Linked DNA regions of Homo sapiens: region 1 is linked to region 2. A link is an interaction called in ENCODE POLR2A ChIA-PET data of the cell type or tissue named here. Cell type or tissue: B cell. All regions are shown on one strand. Each heading gives the region's core, and the rest is flanking DNA. Links, peaks and the distances in the headings are about the cores only. Region 1 overlaps PRMT9 (protein arginine methyltransferase 9). Region 2 has its middle 7.0 kb from the start of ARHGAP10.

Region 1 (5,384 bases), core at 291-5,290, 58 kb before region 2:
TGGGAGGTCAAGACTGCAGTGAGCCATGATTGAGCCACTGTGCTCCAACCAGGGCAACACAGCAAGATCAAAATATACATATATAGTTTTTTTCCCCAATACAGGTCATAGTTTCAATTTAGCTGTCCTGTCTCTTTAATCTCCTTTCATCTTAAACAGTTCTTCATCTTTGCTTTGTCTCTCATGTCACTGACATTTTTTAAGAAGGTAGGCCAATTGTTTTACAGAATGGTCCCAACTAGGGTTTGTCCAAGGTTTTCTCACAATTAGATTGCAGGCTGTACATTTTGGATGTGGTACTATATAAGCAATGCATCCTCAAAGCATCAAATCTGGAGCAATCTTACTGTTGATGTTAGCTTTAATCACTTGGTTAAGATGTTGTGTGGTCACCAGGGCCTGTTGGGGGATAGGGGCAAGGGGAGGGAGAGCATTAGGACAAATAACTAATGCATGCGGGGCTTAAAACCTAGATGATGGGTTGATAGGTGCGGCAAACCACCATGGCACATGTATACCTATGTAACAAACCTGCATGTTCTGCACATGTATCCCAGAACTTAAAGTAAAATTAAATTAAATTAAATTTTTTAAAAAAACAGGCCGGGCACAGTGGCTCACACCTGTAATCCCAGCACTTGGGGAGGCCGAGGCAAGCAGATCACCTGAGGTCGGGAGTTCGAGACCAACCTGGCCAACATGATGAAACCCCTCTCTACTAAAAAAAAATACAAAAAATCAGCCGGGCATGGTGGCAGGCATGCCTGTAATCCCAGCTACTTGGGAGGCTGAGGCAGGAGAATCACTTGAACATGGGAGGTGGAGGTTGCAGTGAGCCAAGATCGCGCCACTGCATTCCAGCCTGGGAAACAAGAGCGAAACTCTGTCTAAACAAAAAAAAAAAAAAAAAAAGATGTTGTCTGGCTTCTTCCCTATATACTTACAATCTTTCCTTTTGTCGTAATTTGAAAGATACTTTGAAACTATATAAATGCCCTGATCCTCATCAGATTTCCCTCCATTGATTTAGGATCTATTGATGATTCTTGCCTTCCAAAAACTAATTCTGCCTCATTTTTTCTATACTATTAGTTGGCATTTACTGTAAGGACGAGCTGTACTTTTATCCCCATTTATGTATTTATTAATCTGCTTAAGATACATAGAAATTCAGGGATTCTTATTCAGTGGGTTTCAATCCATTAGGGCCCTTATTTATTTTGGTGATTAAATTGTCCCAGATTTGGCCAGTGGGAGAGTCTTCAAGCATGCTGCTGTGTCCTTTTGCTCCCCTTTCCCCCACCAAATCCCTTTTTGAGCACTTCCTCACTTTCTAATACAGGATGCCCCAGAATCATATTGAATCTATTCCACCCCAGTACTGGAATCAGCCATTGCTCCAAGAAGCTATAGTTCCTTTTGGTGAGAAATGGTATTTAAAAACCAAGATCTGGGTTCTAGGTATGCTCACTGCTCCTAAGATTATGCCTTGTCTTTCTCACTTAATAGTATGCCATAAACTTCCTTCCTTGTCTATACATGTACCTTAACCATTTTTTTGCATAATACTACATTAGGTGACTGTTACATCATAATTTATTGAAATACTTTCTTACTAATATAAACATTCAGATAATTTGTTTGCTTTGATTTTTCCAATTACAGTATTATAGTGAACATCCTTGTACACACATCACTGCACACATGTATGAGTATTTATCAGGATAGATTCCCAGACACGGAAATGCTAGATCAAGGACACAAACATCTTTAGTGTTGCTAGAAAAGGCCAAATCAAGCTACTAAAATGTTGCACTAACAGTGTATAAATTTTCCATAAACCTATGAGAAAATAAGATATCAAACAACTTTAATGTGCTAACATAAGCAGTTAGAAATTGTTATCCCATTGGTTTTAATTTCCATTTCTCTGATTAATAGACAATTATATTCATGCTTTGTTATAAAAGTTGCAAATATTTATCTCAGTCTGTCACTTGTTTTTTAACTTTATAGTATCCTTCACCAGATAGATTTTTTTCAATTGTTTTAAAATGTGGTCACATTTGTCAATGTTCTGTGGCTTCTGGGCCCTACTCTGTGTTTTGCTTTGGAAGGTCTCCATCAAATAGATTTTTTGGCCCTCAGATGTTTAACTCACCCAGAATTAAAAGTAGGGATCTAACTTTTTTCCCCAAATGAAGCACACCATTTCCATTTCCTGAATAGTTTATCCCTTCCCCCAATGATCTGAAATATCACACCTGTATCATATACTAAATCCATATAAATTCAAAGGTCTGTATCTAGATTCTTTATTGTGTTCCACTGATGTATTTGTCTTTCTGCATCAATACATTGCTGTTTTTTACTTCTAGGTTTTTATATCTAATAAGGCAAGTTTAGTTTCCTTGGATATTCTTAAACATTTGCTTATTGAGAAGAGCATTAAATTCAGCTGATTAGGTGCCAAATGGCAATTTTTATAATAATGATTTATAAATGTTTCTACCAGGTAAAACAGTAGCACTCACATTTATTTTGTCAACACCTTTCTTCATAGTCCTCAACCCATAATGCTGAACTTTGTTTAAAAAAAAAAAAAAAAAAAAAAGATATTGGCCTCATTCATCCAGACCTACACCTATTCAATCAAACTGTAAACCCTTTTTATTTTTACAAAAGCTCCTATGGTGCTTCTACTGTAATCAGGCACTCATTTGCTAAATAAGTGAGTCAATAATAAAGTTATTCTTTTTCAAAATGTAGATACCAGCCATTTAATTTCTCCTTTGCTTAGACAAACAATATTAGTGGTCTCCTAAAGAGGAACTATTGAGGGAAGGGGTCCAGCCATGTTACAGCAAGAAATCTCAGCAAGACACAACCTAGCTTTTCTGGTGGGCAATGCAGTAAGGCATCCCTACAGCCTGAAAACTGTACATATTCTTTAACCCAGTAATTCCTTATTAAGGAATTTATCCTAAGAAAATAATAGAAACAAGTCCACAAGACATAAGTGCAAAGATGTTTATCCTACTTCTTAAAAGCAGAAAAGTGGAAGCAATCCAAAAATTCTAAACTCCAGTAACTACAACACCAAGAAGTTGATTTTTTAAAGTCATGAACCAAATCTATTACATGAAAAGGCTCACAAAGGAAAAGCAAATATATTTACTGAGTTTTTAAACAAAATTAAATTTACACACACCTACATTTACTTAAATGGAACTAATATTCAACCAGTACATTCTAATTCAGCCAATCTGCTAATTAAGTCCACTGTCTGGTTAGTGCCCTGTGTCCTACCAATCTCTAAACATTTTTACTATCTCCCTGTAACATACAAAGAAAAAGAGTAAAGGAATATATAACAAAGATGAAAAGTAGTTACTTACTGGTGAGGGGTTCACAGTGGTTTTCATTTTTTTCAAACCACTTATCAGTATGTCCTAAAATATTTATATGCTACATTTACGATTAAGTTATTGGAAGAAGCTTAGAAAGATCCTAAAATTCCATCCAGCCCAACTACAAATCATTACAGTATTAGTGAAATTATTAAGAAAAGGGAAATTGAAGTAATTAGACCAAAATTTATTTTCACAGTGGAATCTTTCATTCCAACTTCACCTAAAATCAGTCAGAACTTAATATTTTTCTACATGAATATATCACAACTAGAGTCCTAAGTTGTATCAAAATTAATTTTCCATTAAAAAAAAACTGGCTTTAACCATGAAGTTTCATTTAAAATAGGCAAAAAAAAAAATAAGACCAGTGTAAGCAGCATGAATTTAAAGGTCACAAAACTACAAATCCTCACCCAAATACATATTCACTAACTAACCTCTGTAATATTCTCTTTATAATTACTATTTTTCAATATTTACTATTTAAATAGTCACTTACTGATATGGTTTGACTCTGTGTCCCCACCCAAATCTCATCTCAAATTGTAATCCCCACAAGTTGAGGGAGGGAAGTGACTGGATTATGAGAACGGTTTCTTCCACACTGTTCTCATGATAGGGAGTGAATTCTCACAAGATCTGATGGTTTTACAAATGGTAGTTTTTCCTACACTCACCCACGTGGTCTCGTGCTGTCTCTCTCTCTCTCTCTGCCCCCCATAACCTGCCTGCTGCCATATAAGACGTGCCTGCTTCCCCTTCTGCCATGTTTGTAAGTTTCCTGAGGCCTCCTCAGCATTCAGAACTGTGAGTCATTTAAACCTCTTTCCTTTATAAATTACCCAATCTTGGGAGGTGCTTTATAGCAGTGTGAAAATGGACTAATACACTTACCTATGATGTCTTCTTATCTCTGCACATTCTACTGCCATCCCAAATATAACAGCACTTGCTGGTATAACTTTCCCATACTTTTCACAATTAGCACTTTCACCTTTGGTCTAAAAAAAATAACAATAAGAATTATGTTATCACATGTATGTAAAAATGTGTGTGCATAATGATAAGCTATGAAAATATAATTTAAAAAACCTAAAAAGACAATAAGTAAGGATAAAGTAAGTTAAAGGTTTTTTTTTCTTCCTTAAAAAATATTTTTGGGCTGGGCACTGTAGCTCACGCCTGTAATCCCAGCACTTTAGGAGGCCAAGGCAGGCGGATCACGAGGTCAGGAGATCAAGACCATCCTGGCTAACACGGTGAAACCCCATCTCTACTAAAAACATAAAAAATTAGCTGGGCGTGGTGGCACGCGCCTGTAGTCCCAGCTACTTGGGAGGCTGAGGCAGGAGAATCGCTTGAACCCAGGAGGCAGAGGCTGCAGTGAGCCGAGATCACGCCACTGCACTCCAGCCTGGGCTACAGAGCAAGACTCCATCTTTAAAAAAAAAAAAGTATTTTTGGCCAGGCCTGGCAGCTCACACCTGCAATTCCAGCACTTTGGAAAGCCAAGGAGAGAGGACCACTTGAGGCCAGGAGTTTGAGACCAGCCTAGGCAACATAGCAAGACCCTGTCTCTACAGAAAAAAAATGTTTTTTTTAATTAGCCAAGTGTGGTGACATTGCGAGGCTGAGGTGGGAGGGCCACTTGAGCCCGGGAGTTTGAGGCTGCAGTAAGCTAAAAAACGTGCCACTGTGCTCCTACCTGGGCAAGAGAGTGAGACCCCATCTCAAAAAAACAGAATAAGTATTTTCATTGCTATATATGTATGAATATATATATTTTTTTCTCACAATACAAATGCAAAGGATACAAGAAAAGAGGGAGGATGGGGGGGAAAGGACTGTAAGTCTGCATAGAAAAAAAGACTTGGGTATGACTTTGATCAAGAAATCAGTATCAATACCTACTTAAAAAATAAATTGCTTGGCCAGGAGCGTTCGCTCACACCTGCAATCCCAGCACTTTGG
Region 2 (5,384 bases), core at 271-5,270:
AGAATGACGGTCCAGCAAACCCATCCTGGCCTCTTTTTTCTTTTCTTTTTATTTTTTTTTGAGACAGAGTCTCACTCTGTCACCCAGGCTGGAGTGCAGTGGTGCAATCTCAGCTCACTGCAACCTCCACCTCCTGGATTCAAGCAATTCTCCTGCCTCAGCCTCCCAAGTAGTTGGGATTACAAGTACCCACCACCATGCCTGGCTATTTTTCTATTTTTAATAGAGATGGGGTTTTGCCATGTTGGCCAGGCTGGTGTTGAACTCCTGATCTCAAGTAATCTGCCCACCTTGGCCTCCCAAAGTGCTGGGATTACAGGCATGAGCCACTATGCCCGACCTCTTTTTAAAAGCTTCTATGCATTATTTGTAGTAGAACCCCATTTAAAAATGAGAAATCCAGGCCAGGTGTGGTGGCTCATGCCTGTAATCTCAGCACTTTGGGAGGCTGAGGCAGGAAGATCACTTGGGCCCAGCAGTTCAAGGCTGCAGTGAACTATGGTTATGCCATGATACTCCAGCCTGGGCAACAGAGGGAGACCTTGTCTCTTAAAACAAACAAACAAACAAACAAACAAACAAACACACAAAATCCAGGGGAAACAGGCCAAACGAAGCGCATGCCAGGACAATAGGTATAAAGCAGACCAGTTCCAAACAAAAGAGGATTTAAGGTCATGCTACTTAGAACTAAATAATCTAAGATGATAACTTAATGACTTGTTTCTCCAGTGTGTGCCATGAACCACCAGATTCCCCTTTTAGAATATAAATGGGAGTGTTCTGTTTTCTGTTCAATCTCAGCCAGATAATCGATTCTAAACACCCCATGACTTCCCTGAAGGTCTGTTTCCTTCTACTACCAATCTAGGAGTCTACTAATCTCTGGTTGCAAGGAAGAAACACTGATTCTGTCAACTTAAGCAAAAGGGTATTTGATTTGAAGCATACGGAGGTGTTAAGGAAGTCTTAAAGAACCAGCTTTGGAAGAAGCCTGGTAGCCTCCCCAGCAGCAGGTCTATTTCAACACTCCTGGCTGGAAAAGATGAACTCTGTTTCTTCTGTCAGTGCTTTACTACGTTCAAAAGTCAAAGTCTTGGGAAAGTCTGGTTGGCCAAGCTTAGGTCACGTGCCCAGCCCTTGGCTGTGGCAGGTCTGAGAGGAAAGATTTATAGAACAAACCTCTAGGGATCTCTCTGGATTCCCTAGCATGAGGCAGGCACAGGAATTTTACAAAGACTACATGTTATGTGGGAAAATGATTACCCCGGTGGAAATCATGGTAAAGTTGGGAAGTGGGAATGAATGCTGGGCATTCCGAAATGCCAGTGTCCATTATTTAGAGTAAAAACGATCATTTTAATGGCATCAAAGCACATAAACCCAGGATTCCTATTGAATTAATATATGCTGATTTATTTTACTATTTTCTAATTGTTAAGTGGCTGCTGCATTCTTTTTTTCTTTACTGCAACAAATAGCCTTAAGCATATACTTTTTTTTTTTTTTTTTTTTTTTTGAGATGGAGTCTTGCTCTGTTGCCCAGACTGGAGTGCAGTGGCACGATCTCGGCTCACTGCAACCTCTGCCTCCAGGGTTCAAGTGATTCTCCTACCTCAGCTTCCCAAATAGCTGGGAATACAGGCGTCCACCACCACACCCAGCTAATTTTTGTATTTTTAGTAGAGAGGGGGTTGCACCATGTTTGCCAGGCTGGTCTCAAACTGCTGACCTCGTGATCCTCCCACCTCTGCCTCCCAAAGTGCTGGGATTATAGGTGTGAGCCACCATGCCTGGCCTTTTTCTTTTTTAAGTTTTTATTTATTTATTTATTTATTTTTTGGGATGGAGTCTTACTCTGTCACCCAGGCTGGAGTGCAATGGTGCGATCTTGGCTCACTGCAACCTCCGCCTCCAGGGTTCAAGTGATTCTCTTGCCTCAGCCTCCCAAGTAGCTGGGATTACAGGCACCCACCACCACGCCCAGCTAATTTTGTATTTTTAGTAGAGATGGGGTTTCTCCATGTGTGTCAGGCTGGTCTCGAACTCCTGAGCTCAGGTGATCTGCCCGCCTCAGCCTTGCGAAGTGTTGAGATTACAGGCGTGAGCCACTGCACCCAGCTGAGAAGATATGAATTTCAATGTGGGAGGACTGGAGAATCTCCCCCACATACCCACCCTCCCTCTTCCCCATCCCAGTTTCAGTAGGAACGCCCACTTCTCAACCAGGCTGTCAGGCTGGCTGGAGGAAGCAGCAGTGTGCTTTGTTTTAGAATTATCCTCTTGTCAGCTTATTCTGCATGGCTAGAGTATATCAGATTGTAAACGCTTGAGTTGAGGGACTTTTTCGCCTTAGCACTTGCTTACCACAGTGCTTTCCCCACCCCGTGTACTCAATCAATATTTGCTGACCAAATATCCCTAGTTAATTGTACTAGTTCTAAAACTTCCTTGAGGTCCTAAACTCTTCCAAGCTTTGATGCCCAGAAGTACTGGAAAAGGTGAGCTCTCCTGAGAAAAAAAGCAGCGAAGCCCGAAGCCCACGCTCAGTGTTCTCAAGGATAGAAGCAGGGCTGGTGCTGAGCAGGTAGGATGGGCCCTCACTCCCTCTTCAGCCTCATCTCAGCCCGTGCTGCTCCCGCCACATGGCCACAGTTTCAGCTACTTGTACTGGTTCTTCCACAAATCCTCCTCTGGGAACGCTTCTTCCCTCTGCACATCACATCCACTTCACCTCTGTCCATTCACTCTTGGTGCTTCAGGTCTCAGCTCAGTTGTCACATCCTCACTGACATCTCAGAATAGTCCAAAGTCCCCTGAAGAGCAGGCTTCTTCCTAGTGCTTACCAGAGATTTCACTTGACATTTATATTTGCAATGTTTTGATATATTTTCTTTCACTCTGATTGGAGGATATTAGTCCATGAGATCATGAATCATGCTAGGTTTTTGTTTGTTTGTTTGTTTTTGCTATTGCTGTCCCAGTTCTAGGATAGTACCTGGCACATAATGGGTGCTTAGTAAATGCTGGAGGCACAAGTAGTAGTTTCTTTTTTTTTTTTCTTCATGTCTGTTTTTTTTTTTTGGAGATGGAGTCTTGCTCTGTCACCCAGTCTGGAGTATAGTGGCCACGATCTCGGCTCACTGCAACCTCTGCCTCCCAGGTTCAAGCAATTCTCCTGCCTCAGCCTCCCAAGCAGCTGGGACTACAGGCGCATGCCACCACACTCAGCTAATTTCTGCATTTTTAGTAGAGACGGGGTTTCACCATATTGGCCAGGCTGGTCTTGAACTCCTGACCTCGTGATCCACCCGCCTCAGCCTCCCAAAGTGCTGGGATTATAGGCAAGAGCCACCACGCCCAGCACAAGTAGTAGTTTCTGCACACCACACTGCACTGGTGCACCCACTGCAATCCTGGAATATACAGAGATCCTGGGGTGACTCTCAGCAGAGCATACCCAGCTTAGTGTTCATAGCATAGCCTTTCTCAAATTTCATTACTCAGACTGCTAGTCACAAACTCTCAATAGAGGTGGTATGAAGAAAAAGGTTCTTTTAAAAATATAGGTGTAATTAAAATGTCAAACATATTTGGACCATTATTATTATTCTGTGAGACCATATGTCTTTAAGGAAAGGGTATGGCTGGGTGCAGTGACTCACGCCTGTAATCCCAGCACTTTGGGAGGTAGAGGCGGGTGGATCACCTGAGGTCAGGAGTTCAAGACCAGCCTGGCCAACATAGTGAAACCCCGTCTCTACTAAAAATACAAAAATTAGCCGAGCATGATGGCGCATGCCTGTAATCCCAGCTACTTGGTAGGCTGAGGCGGAAAAATCACTTGACCCCGGAAGGGAGGCGAGGGTTGCAGTGAGCCAAGATAGCGCCACGGCACTCTAGCCTGGGTGACAGACAGAGACTCCATCTCAAAAAAAAAAAAAAAAAAAAAAGAAAAGGTTATTATAGGAAGACGAGTGACATAAAGGGGGAGATGAAGGAGTCCTTTACTCTTCCTTCATTATGCTTTCTTTCTAAGCGTGCAGTTCAGTGGCATTAAGTATATTCACATTGTTGTACAAGCATCACCATTATACTTTTATAGGTTACCAGTTCACAAACTCGTTGTGTAGTATCCTCATATCTTGTTGGATCAGCCTGCCCCATGCTCAAAGGTGACCCCTTAATGGCCCAAGCTACTTGGCATTACCCCCTTCTTGGGCTCAGTGATCAATTGAGCGGCAGGCCTCCAGGTCCAAGGGACTCAGGGAATGGCAGTCTCCTGAAATGCTTTGATTCCCAGATTAAAGTAGTTGTGATAAGGGAGCAACTTTCTAGCTCAGGAAGGGGTATTGTCTCACCTGTAGGTGAGTCTGGAAATGTTGATGCTATTTGGTTCTCATGAAGGAAGCTTTCTGGAGGCTGAAGTCAATTCCTAGAAGGCAAGCAGAGCCAAGAGAATCATAGAGAAATGGAGCTGGAGTGCTGATAACTGCTTCAGAAGCTTCAACTACCTCGCTGTGGAGGTTTTCAGTGATGTGTTTCAATAATTAAGCTATTTTGGCATTTTTGTTTCTTTTTGTGTTTTGTTTTTAATACTTGTGAGAGAAAGCAGCTTTACACAGTCTGCAAGAGACCCAAATAATTATTTTAAATTTCTTCTATTTACATAATTTAGTTTTTGGCATAGCTGTAATTTATATACCTCACTCACAAAGGTGTCAGCCTGCAGCAGAGACTGCTAGGTTCCTGCTCAAAATCTACTATCCCTTTTCTCTTTGTAGGAAAATTCACATTTCACTTATGTACCCGGGAAAAAGACCACATTTTTCATCTTCCCTTGCAGTGAGGTGTGGCCATTTGATTAAGATCTGGTCAATGAGATAAAAAATAAAATGTTGTGTGAGATGCACAGGAATGCTGAGAAAAGAAGCTGATTCAGTGAGGACAGGGGCCCTTCTATCCTTTCCCTTCTTTCCTCCCAGAAGGACCTCTAGGAGCCATCTTGTACCATGAGGTGACATTGAGGATGGAAGCCAGTGCTTCCTTGGGGACTCTGGAATCATGGACTCCTTTTTATGAGAGAGAGGGAAATCTAAACCCCTTATGGTTTAAAAACCAGTGATTTTGGATTTTCTGTTATAATGTGTCTGAACCTAATTCTGACTCACAACCTGAAACATATCCAAGGATTCAGTAGACCCATATTTAACTTTACAGGTAGGTACTTTGTGAGTCATCACAACACAAAAACTACAGTATGGTATGCAGCAGAACCTACATCAAGGGAAGGTTTCCTATCTGTTAACCTCTATTTCATGTAGACTGAAACTTGACCAGCTTGCATTGATTCAAATCCCTAACTAATCCAAGCACTGAGTAAA

Evidence for each region. ChIA-PET counts read pairs that join two places held together with the same protein. Peaks named below come from ENCODE experiments on the same cell type or tissue, not always from the same donor. Only the 100,000 strongest peaks of a DNase experiment are listed, where the experiment ranks them.
Region 1: POLR2A ChIA-PET joins it to region 2 with 5 read pairs; 2 of 35 experiments call an interaction of 5 or more read pairs at or near these places.

What each region holds. Positions count from the first base shown.
Region 1 is chr4:147,664,232-147,669,615 of GRCh38, forward strand. It overlaps PRMT9 (protein arginine methyltransferase 9), which reads right to left. Exons shown (of 12, transcript NM_138364.4): 6 at 4,308-4,414. Among named protein-coding and RNA genes, the nearest start is that of PRMT9, 17 kb to the right of the region's middle. In B cell, for the core only: no CTCF peak of the experiment used is centred there; no DNase peak of the experiment used is centred there; H3K27ac peaks cover 502 bases.
Region 2 is chr4:147,722,406-147,727,789 of GRCh38, forward strand. No RefSeq gene overlaps it. Among named protein-coding and RNA genes, the nearest start is that of ARHGAP10, 7.0 kb to the right of the region's middle. In B cell, for the core only: no CTCF peak of the experiment used is centred there; no DNase peak of the experiment used is centred there.